Regions from separate parts of the Mus musculus genome. Here region 2 is linked to region 1. Evidence: chromatin contacts called from ENCODE Hi-C or POLR2A ChIA-PET data. All regions are on one chromosome and are shown on one strand. Each heading gives the region's core, a stretch centred on a gene start or an enhancer-like site at or near the end of the contact. The rest is flanking DNA. Distances are from core to core; before and after follow the strand shown. Region 1 holds the start of Nme1 (NME/NM23 nucleoside diphosphate kinase 1). Region 2 holds the start of Luc7l3 (LUC7-like 3 (S. cerevisiae)).

Evidence for each region. Hi-C counts contacts between places; a loop is a spot of excess contacts on that map. ChIA-PET counts read pairs that join two places held with the same protein, here RNA polymerase II (POLR2A).
Region 2: a map of regulatory T cell shows a loop between it and region 1 (2.6-fold over the local background). The contact joins the promoter of Luc7l3 here to the promoter of Nme1 in region 1. A Hi-C loop is called at or near these places in 2 of 37 maps with a recorded cell type or tissue (T-helper 17 cell and regulatory T cell). POLR2A ChIA-PET finds 5 or more read pairs at or near these places in 2 of 5 experiments (both embryonic stem cell).

What each region holds. Positions count from the first base shown.
Region 1 is chr11:93,965,606-93,970,778 of GRCm38, reverse strand. It overlaps Nme1 (NME/NM23 nucleoside diphosphate kinase 1), which reads left to right and starts at 2,507. Exons shown (of 5, transcript NM_008704.3): 1 at 2,507-2,558; 2 at 4,842-4,971. The coding sequence starts at 4,846. Gm35198 (a long non-coding RNA gene) reads right to left here and starts at 2,274. Exons shown (of 3, transcript XR_388959.3): 1 at 2,118-2,274.
Region 2 is chr11:94,318,831-94,324,003 of GRCm38, reverse strand. It overlaps Luc7l3 (LUC7-like 3 (S. cerevisiae)), which reads left to right and starts at 2,041. Exons shown (of 10, transcript NM_001361574.1): 1 at 2,041-2,314. The coding sequence starts at 2,216.

The DNA of each region.
Region 1 (5,173 bases), core at 1,258-3,757:
TTTCCTGCCCTTATCATACCCAGCTTTAAGGCACATTCTTGCTGTTGTAGTTCAGGCTAGCCTTACATGTTTAGCTCTCTTGATTTAGCTTCCCAAAAGCTGAAAGTGGTTGCTATAGTTTACTTTCCTATCTTTACAAGTGTACTGATAACTCATCACGGATTTAATTCATATCTCTCTAATGGCTAATGAAGTTAAACATGTGTGTGTGTGTGCGTGTGCGCACATGCATAGTCTGGAAACCCATACATAAGTAAAACTGGCCTTGAATTCAAGGTTATCTGTTCTTCAGCCCTGAAGGTTCTGGGATCATAGGTATGAGCTACCATGTCTGGTTTTTTTTTTTTTTTTCCTTTCTTCTTCTTTTTAAAAAAGAATTATTTATTTATTTTAGGGATGTGAGTACACTGTAGCTGTACAGATGGTTGTGAGCCTTCAAGTGGTTGTTGGGAATTGAATTTTTCAGACCTCTCCTCACTGCAGTAGCCCCACTCGCTCCAATCAAGTCTGCTTGCTCAGTCCGGCATAAAGATTTATTTATTATTATACATAAATACACTGTAGCTGACTCATTAGATCTCACTACAGGTGGTTGTGAGCCATAATGTGGTTGCTGGGATTTGAACTCAGGACTTTAGAAGAGCAGTCAGTGCTATTACCTGTTGGGCCATCTTGCCAGCCCCCCCCACCCCCCTTTTTCTTCTCAAATCAGTCTTTTATAGTCTAGGCAGACTTCAAACTTACTGTGTAGCTTAGGATGACCTTGAACTTTTGACCTACCTTGGATGTGCTGGGATTACAGGCCTGTGAAACTACACCCAATCTAAGTAAAGTTGGGGATTCAACCTAAGGCTCTGTGCATGCCAAGCAAACATTCTACCCACCGAGCTAGAGACAATAGCTTTTCTTTTCCTCCTCCACACCCCCTGCATATTCTGCCTGTGAAAAGTCTATTCTTGTCTTTTGCCCATTTTATAATTAGACTATGTGTGTTTGACTCTTTTTTGTTTGTTTGTTTTGCTTTGTTTTGCTTGAGATAAGCTTTTGCTAAGTTGTGCTGACTAGCCTGTAATTCACTATATAGATCAGGCTTGTCTTGAAATCACAGAGCTCTTTAACCTGCCTGTTTTTTTGAGAGACATATTCTCTCTATGTCATCCTGGTGGCCTCTAAGTCTTGATGATCCTGCTTCAGCCTTCCCAGTGCTGTGAATTCATCAGGCAAGGCCCTTCTCATTTGACCAACACCCCAGTCCCTCCATTTCATTAAAAACAAAAGACAAAAAACAAAACAAAAAAAGCAAGCAAGCAAACAAACACATCATCTGGGCTGGCAAGCTGGTCCAGTGGCTATGAAGCACACACTGTCCTTGCAGAGGACCCAAGTTCCGTTCCTAGCACTCACATCAGATCACTCGCAACTGTTTGTAACTCCACCGCCATTGGAACTGACCACTTCATACACTGACATACGCGTGTACATGTAAATAAATAATAAGAGGCTGGAGAGATGGCTCAATGATGAAGAGCACTGTCTACTCTTCCAGAGGTCCTGAGTTTAATCCCCAGCAGTCACGTAGTGGCTCACAATCATCTATAATGGGATCTGATGCCTTTTTCTGGCCTGCAGGTATACATGCAGATAGAGCACTCATACATAAAATAAATACATCTTAATAAGCAAACAAATAAATAATGCCGGATGTGGTTATGCCTTTAATCCCAGAACTCGGGAGGCAGACTAAGAGGGAGTCTCTGCGAGGTCATGGCCAGCCTGATCTACACAGTGAGTTCCAGAAAAGTCAGAGTTACATAATGAGACCCTACATACAATAATAACAACAATAATAAAACCCTCCTCCCGCGTTTCCTACCATCAGGTATTCACTATAATTCTTGGCTCTCAGGTAATAACGGGCTTTCTCCCTTCATGTAGGTCCTTTTGATTATCACTTCTGCAGAGATTTCTCAGCCTTAATTTTTTCCCCCTGCTCTGTTCTTTCTTATCAGCACTTGCACTGTGTGTTCACTATCAATTTTCTCTTTATTGTCGCAATTCTCAACCCTACTAGTAAGCTCCCAAGTAAACTTCAACCCTAGGCTCTAGAATGTTCCTACCCGGCACATAGGATTCAGTACATTTGTTGCTTGACAGAATGAAGGGAAGGTGGAATGACACGGCCACTGAAGCTCTAGTTGTGACTTCATGCAGTGTGAGCGCCACCTGTCGGGAAAAACTAGATTTTCTCGGGAACGGAGGAAGTGAGTCACAGGCAGCCGTAGGGGAGAAACAGAAGATGGCCGCCAGACAGGGGGGGTAAAAAAATCCAAAACACCACACCCAGTGTCGGAAGTTAAACACTGGGCGAGTGCTCCCTAGAATGACATCCGACTCCCCAGAAGAAGCGGGGACCGGCGGTGTACCGCTAAAAGGGCTCCCCTGAATCGGAACTGTCCGAAAAGGTTCCGTGCGAGCAGCTGCGGGGAACCACGTGAGGCCGGGGAGCGTTTCCGGTGCGGGCAGTCGCAGCCGGCGGTAAAGCCTTGTCATCTGAAGGGGTAAGAGGGGTCAAGTTGAGAGTCAAGGAGACAAGTTGAGGGTTTAGGTGAATGGGGAGGGAGGTGGGCGTTCACTAAAGGGTGCACTCTCCGCGGGGTGTTAGGGAGATGGCAGGCAGGGAGATGGCAGGCTGTGGCCAGGTACAGACCTGTCAGCTTGATACGCCACGTGGGCTCGCCTTTGTCCGTGGCCGCAGTTCCTGTCCGGCTCGCGGCAGGGCTATGCCTTATTCTCTTTCCAGTCCGCTGTTGGGCACAGAGTTGGTACTCGGGTGGTGCTTGCTGAATGAATGAATGACACTCTCTGTGTGTGTGAATGTGAGTGAAGAGAGAAAGAAAGAGAGATCGGTATGCAGAGGCTTTCATAGAGGATGTTTCAGCCATTTCTGAATAATCTTTCCTTCAGACATTCTCCAGCTAGTCTGTGGCTTCTGTCTTTCTCTTTATGGGGGGCGCGATTGCCACTTAAGGCCTGCTCTTTGCTCCTATTGACTGCGAGACCCCGTGGTTTGGTATCAAAGATAGGTGGACTGGCTTACAGACCGGGCAGGCGAGAGGGACAGGAAGTCAGGAACAAAAATGATCATGCAAAGGTTCATGCATGCCCTAGCTCACATGTGAACCCCAGAAGGTAATTTTGTGGAGCGGGTTCGTGGGACCCAACACATGCTTGTAGTACAACTCAAGGTCTGCTAGGCCGTCTAGCTGGCTCAGGCCTCATTCTTAGGGTATAAAATTAGAGGTGAACCCAAGTTTAGAAAGACAGAGCCAGGAGCCGGTGTTGCTGTCCTCTTAGGTATCGTCTTTCAAGGTGGAGTCTCCTTTCATCTTGTGAGGCAGTGTACCCTGGAAATGGAACATTCTGGAATGGATGTTCTCCAGGTGTCTTCTTCCTGGATGATGCCCCATGTTAGGTATTGGGCTGTGGTTTTTCTCATAATCCACAGTTCATTGGTTAGTTACAATACTCATTGCCCTTTCCCCATAATATGTAATTTAATAAATGTTAATTGCTAGTCTTACATAATGGACTTTCAAGTTTTTATCTTTTTATTCTCTGACAATTTTCTACATGTATGTGATATATTTAGTCATTTCACCCTCTCCCCTTACACTCTCTCATCTAGCCTGAATTCTTCCAACAAGTTCTCTCCTACTTTCATGTCTTATATTTTTTCTCTCTGTGTGTGTGTTTGTGTGTGTTTGAATGAGTTTAATTGGAGTTGCTTGCTTGATGGATAGAGGAGTTATTTGCTGTGGCATGGACAGTTTACCCATGGCTACATCAGTGAAGAGTGCCCCCCCCCCCTTAATTGCCAATAATTGCCAATAGCTCCCAAGGCAGGGATAAGGCCTTGGGCCTTCTGAGTCCCTCCCCAATCTATGATAGAACATAGTCATTGTTTGTTTGCTTTCCCATTTTCTTCTTTTCTTTTTTCCTTTTCTTTCTTTCTTGCTTTTCTTTCTTTCTTCCTTCTTTTCTTTTTTTATGCTTTGCTTTGCTTTTTGAGTCAGGCTCTTATGTTGCCCAGGCTGGTCTGATTTTTTTTTTTTTTCCCTTTTGCCTTAGCCTTCCTAGGGATATAATTACTGGCATGTATCCTCAGGCTTGGCTTTTCTCATTGCATCCTGAGAAGTGTCCCAAATTGCACAGGGCTGGGAAATCTCATTCTTTGTAAAAACCAAAGATGGTTGTCGTGACATATTCTCTAAAACTTTTTTTTTTTTTTTCGTTTTTGGTTTTTCGAGACAGGGTTTCTCTGGAACTCATTTTGTAGACCAGGCTGGCCTCGAACTCAGAAATCTGCCTGCCTCTGCCTCCCGAGTGCTGGGATTAAAGGTGTGCACCACCACGCTCGGCTCTAAAACTCTTGCTGGCTTTAATGTCTGAGGTCAGACCGTCTTGTTCCAGATGTTGCTTTCCCTAGGAAAACCACACCAGTGCAACATCCCCTAATCTGTTTTACTGAAAAAGGTGCTGTCTTTTTGGTGTGTGTATGTCTTAGTTTACATCTCTTTCCTTAGCTCCATCCCAGTAGACGCTCAATAGGAGGTTACTAAATCAATGGAATAAACATTTCAGTTCCTGTTTTTGAGCCCTCCCCCACTTCAGGATATTAATTTGTGGGTGAATGAGCTGGGCAGGGATTGGGATTTTACTGGAGAGATTTGGGGTAGACATAGTAGATGAAAGCCAGCTTTATGGGGGTAATCCGCTTGAAAAGGATCATGATGAGCGAATCTCTTCAGCCCTGTTTCATTTCCCTGCTTGCTTATCCACAGGACCATGGCCAACAGTGAGCGCACCTTCATTGCCATCAAGCCTGATGGGGTCCAGCGGGGGCTGGTGGGCGAGATCATCAAGCGGTTCGAGCAGAAGGGGTTCCGCCTTGTTGGTCTGAAGTTTCTGCAGGTGAGTGGACCTCTGCCTGTGTTGAGTCTTTGGAGCATAGCGGAGCATTGCACAGTAACTTCTGTGCTTGTCTTGTCTCCTGTCTAGACGTCTCCATGGTAGGCTATCTTGGAGCCTGAAACCCTCTCAGTGACTAAGCTTGCTGGCTGAATCTTAGAACAAACCAAGTCATTTAGAGCTTTCAAAAATAGCAAGCTCTCTT
Region 2 (5,173 bases), core at 792-3,291, 350 kb before region 1:
ATCAATTAATTTAATCTGCACACTAACACTGATGTGGGCATATAACAGAAGTTTTGTTGAGGTTTCTCTGTGTAACCCAGCTATCCTGGACATTTGACTGCCTCTACCTCCTGAGGATTATATGAGCCACCAACTTTGGGCCTCCAATTTTTAATTTTAACTTTTTAAATATAATTTACTTTATGTGCATTGGTGTTTTGCCTGCTTGTCTGTCTGTCTGGGGGCAGGGGGTGTCTGACCCTGGAGTTAGGCAGCTGTGAGTTGCCATGTGGGTGTTAGGAATTGAACCTGGGTCCTCTGCAAGAGCAGCCAATGCCAACAACTGCTGTGGCATCTCTCCAGCCCTTAATTTTTTAAAAATTACATTCTATTTTATGTGCCAGTGTCTGTGTGTGTGGATCAGCCCGTGGAGGTCAGAGGACAGTTTTCGGGAGTTGGTTCTCTCCTTTCTCTGTGAGTCCGGGGGATGAAACTCTTGTCACATTCATCCAGCTTGTCCACAGATGTCTCTCAGCTTAGTCATCTCACTAGCCCCTGGGTTTTATTTTTTTTAAAAATTGTTTTAGACAGGAACTCACACAGCAACCCATGCTGGTCTGGAACAATAATCCTTCTGGCCAAGCCTCCCAAACAAGGGGATTATAGGCCCGGTCTGCTATTCCTAGCTGAATATGAATCTTGTTTTTGAGACAATGTCTCACTATGTAGCCCTGGCTGGCCTCGATCAACTTGCCTCTGGATTGCTAGGGATTAAAAGTTTGCAAGGCCGAATTAATACTTTTAAAGAAATTCCAGGGAGTTCACCACTCAGCATGAAGAACAGAGTTTAACCTCCAGCACATACATGTAAAACAGTGGTTTATAGCTGCAGTACTAAGGAAGCAGAAATAAAAGGATTCGTAGGGCTTTCAGGCTGACAGAGAGCTCACGTCCCAGTGAGACATTCTTTTTGAAAAAGGGTTTCTCTGTATAACAGCCATGGCTTTATACAGAAACTTGTTTTGTAGACCAGGCTGGCCTCAAACTTAGATATTCACCTGCCTTTGCCTCCCAAGTGTTAGCACTTAAGAGGCAGAAGCAGGTGAACCTCTTTAATTCATAAAATCCACCTGACTCTGCCTTCCCAGTGCCTTCCTAGATAAAAGGTATACGGTGACAGCAAGCCCAGCTAAGTTTTCCTAATCTTTTGAAAGTTTAGATTGAGGAGCAATGGTGGCACGTCCTAGCACTCATAAGGCTGAGACACGGGAATCTCTGTGAGTTCGAGGCCAGCCTGGTGAGTTCCAGAACAGCTAAAGTTACAGAGAAACCCTATCCCGAAAAACAAAACCAAAAACCAAACAAAGGTGGATAGTTCCTGAGTAATGGACTCCAGAGGGTAACCTCTGGTCTCCTCTATGATTCCCTGAACACACAGTAACACATTTGATACAAAGTGAAGGAAGATAAATTCCTGGATTGGAGGTATTACAACATAATTCCTCCACCGCATATAGTCTATTCCTTGATTTTCCTCCCTAAAAATCGAGGAAGTCCGGACAAAACCGGGTAGAAGAGTTGAGGATTTAACTCGCTGGTAGAGCGTTAAGCGTTAAGGTTCCCGGTTCAATCCCCAGCATCGAACTGGGTGGGTGTGGGAAGGGTGGAGGGTGCAGACATAAATAAGGACAGGTAGAGGAGGAAGAAACTACAGCGACAGGAAAATGGAGTCTGAGCACGATCGCAGCTCGCTCTTCTTGTTTCCCTCCCTGGAAGATGGTCCCCCGCACACCACGTGGACAAAGGGACATTTTCTCCGTTTCAGGGCAGTGGCAAAGGACCCAGAGCTAGATTGCTCTTTCTCCAAGTAAAAAAGAGGCCGACACCGGCAGCCGTTAGAGCGTCCACCGCTCCGTTGGGTGGAAGGCACGGCGGGGGCGGAGTCAGTGCCTGGCGGGGCTTTGCCCCGGGCCCGGGCCGGAGGTCCCGCCCCCTCGCCGGAGAAGCCGCGCTGCCCGCCCTCGCAGCCCGGGCCTAGGCGTGTCTCCACGGGCGCACGGCATGCTGGGAAGGTGCCCGGGCGGCGGCCATTTTGTCTTCTCGGCTCCTCTCTGGAAGAGGCTTTTCGAGCTTGAGAGTGGGCCGAGGGGGCTTGGTTCGGCGGCCGGGCGGCTGGTGGGGTTTTTTATCGGGTGGGTGCTAGGGCTGGCGTGAGCAGCCGCCCGGAGGAAGCACCATGATTTCTGCCGCGCAGTTGCTGGATGAGTTAATGGGCCGGGACCGAAACCTCGCCCCGGATGAGAAGCGCAGCAACGTGCGCTGGGACCACGAGAGCGTAAGTCCCGTGGGCCTCGGGCCTGTGCCCCGGGGACTGGGGGAGGGGGAGCTGAAGGGACCCGAGGGCGGGCCGAGGCTGGCCCGAGCGGGGTGCGGCGCGATTTGGGGGGACCTGGCCGCGCCGACTGAAGCACCTGACGGCGGAGGGAGGCGGGCGTGCGGCCCAGGACGGAGGGAGGATTCCGCGCCAATCCGGGGGATAGCGGCGTTTGTTGTTGTGTGGAGGAAGTCCGGGATGGCGCTTGGCTGGGCAGAAGAAGAAGCACCTTGGTGAGGCCGAGAAACGCGGGAAAAGGAAGAAGGAAGGGCTCGCTTGATTCCACCAGAGCTCCGGGGTTTTACCGTATGAATAAGAAAGCAGGCTTCCGTTATTTGGGTGCAGTCTGTCTGTCTGTCTGTCTGTCTATCTATCTATCTATCTATCTATCTAGAGTGTGTGAGTGTGTGTGTGTGTGTGTGTGTGTGTGTGTGTGTGAGAGAGTCGGGAGTCATATAGATAGATAGCCTGACTCCCGACCAGTATTCGTGGGGAAGGACATCGTAGCAGTGCATTGCTTAGGAGTGCTGCCATTTGGACACTTCTGTGAGAAGGTAGACAGTTGAAAGACGGAACGAGGTACAGTTTTATCATGAACAGTTTTTTGCTAATGCGGTTTGATGGCCGTTTGACGCGTGCTTGATGGCCGTAGTAGACCCTCAGCTAGGCAGTTGTGAAGGTTTTTGTTTTCACATAAACTCATTCGGTCCTTTTACTCTCTTAGAAAGGTTAACTATAACTCCTGGGTCGCAGGTGAGGCTAAAGCCTCTCTCTCTCTCTCTCTCTCTCTCTCTCTCTCTCTCTCTCTCTCGGTCTCTTGGTGATCGGGAAAGCTAAATCTAATTTTTGTAGCACTGTTGAGGTTGCACTGTTCTTCGTGCATATACTGTACTGTATTTCAAGTACTTTTTATCTAGTTTTGTACGTGGAGCACACTGTCTTAGATCTGAACTGGAGAGTGGGTACACTTGATTTTACCTTGCAGTTATAATCAAACAGCAGTTTTAAATCACTTGATAAAATATGAGAAAATGGCTCAACAAAAGCTTTGTTTTGTTTCTGTTTTTGAGGCAGTGTTTTACTCTGTAAGCAGGTGGTTCTCGAACTTGAAATCCTCACTCCGCTTCCAGAGTGCTGGGATTACATCGTTGCCACGATTGGCTAACAGGCTTTTTAGGAAAGTAAATTATGTATTTTTTTAAATCTATTTATTTATTATATGTAAGCACACTGTAGCTGTCTTTAGACACACCAGAAAAGGGCATCAGATCTCATTACAGATGGTTGTGAACCACCATGTGGTTGCTGGGATTTGAACTCAGGACCACCAGAAGAGCAGTCAGACCTCTTCCCCACAGAGCCATCTCACCAGCTCAGTATGCGTTGTTTTTAAACACATGGTTTGAGTGAAGTAACAATTTCTCTTTTGACATATAGAAAAAAAGTAAAGTGGGGTACCTAATTTCTGTATGTTTAAAAAAAAGTGTTCAGAGCTAATAGCAGGAGCCTTCAGTCCTAACACTTGAGGCAGATGCAGGCGGGATTCCTGTAAATTCCAGGCTAGCCTGGTCTACTTCACACTCACAGTTAGGGCTCCACAGAGAAACTCTTATCTCCAAAAACAACAACAACCCCACCCCCAAAAAAACCCCCCAAAACCAAAAGAAGTGTATGGCTAAAGTTGTATGGAAGTGGTGCCTGACTTCAAGTATGTTCTTAGGGTAGAGTTTATGGTGTTATTAGTTACATTGATTCATTGCAGCATGTGAATCTCCTGACGTTCATTGTCCTTCTGTTGCCTACTTATGTCTTGACCTTCTGCTGGTTTTTTTTTTGCTTCTGTCTCAGTGAACTTTCTCTTCTCACCCCACTTAACTCTTCAATCTAAGCATTTTGTTTGTTTTGTTTCTTGTGTGTTTGTTTGTTTGTTTGTTTTTGTTTTTTCAAGACAGTTTCACTGTTTCCCCTGGCTGTCCTGGAACTTAACTCTGAAAACCATGTTGGCCTTGAATTCAACGAGATCCTCCTGCCTCTGTCTCCAAGAGCTAGAACTAAAGGTTTGGACCACCCCTGCCTAGTCAGCATTGATTAGTTTTTCCAGTCAGGTTCTCTCTAATGTCCTAGAACTTGCTCTAGGTCAGGGCTGGCCTCAAACTCAAAGGGATTAGTCTATTTAAACTATTTAAACAGGGTTTCTCTGTGTAGCCCTGGCTGTCCTGGAACTCACTTTGTAGACCAGGCTGGCCTCGAACTCAGAAATCCGCCTGCCTCTGCCTCCCGAGTGCTGGGATTAAAGGCGTTAAAAGACAAGAAAAATTAGCTGGGCTTGTTGGTACACACCTATTACCTACCTATCCCAGTACCGAGGAGGCAGAGGCAGGTGGATCCTGGTGAATCTCAGGCCAGCAAAAGAGCTATATCTTGAGACTGTCTCAAAAATAAAGAACAAAGGTCAGGAAAAAAAATAATTTCCCCTGATACACAAATAGGACATTTATGTTTTGGATTAAGGAGAAATGTAATTTCATTCCTAACATCTTAGTTTTGAACACACCTTGTGAAGAATGGTACATAATAATGTATGTGGCTACGTTTATGATTTCTCAATGGTGAAAGTACATTTGAAGCTTGAATTTTCTTTCAGTTCTAATGCTTTTTATTGATATGATTGAATAAATTGTCATGCCTGTAATGACGAGTTGCAAGTCTGAAGGGTTAAGAGGGCAGTGCTGGTGGTCATGACCAGGGACAAAACATGTGGCCTTTCTTTGTAAATAGTGCAGGTACTGTAGGGTTTAGTAAGCATGGGAGGAACCCCTT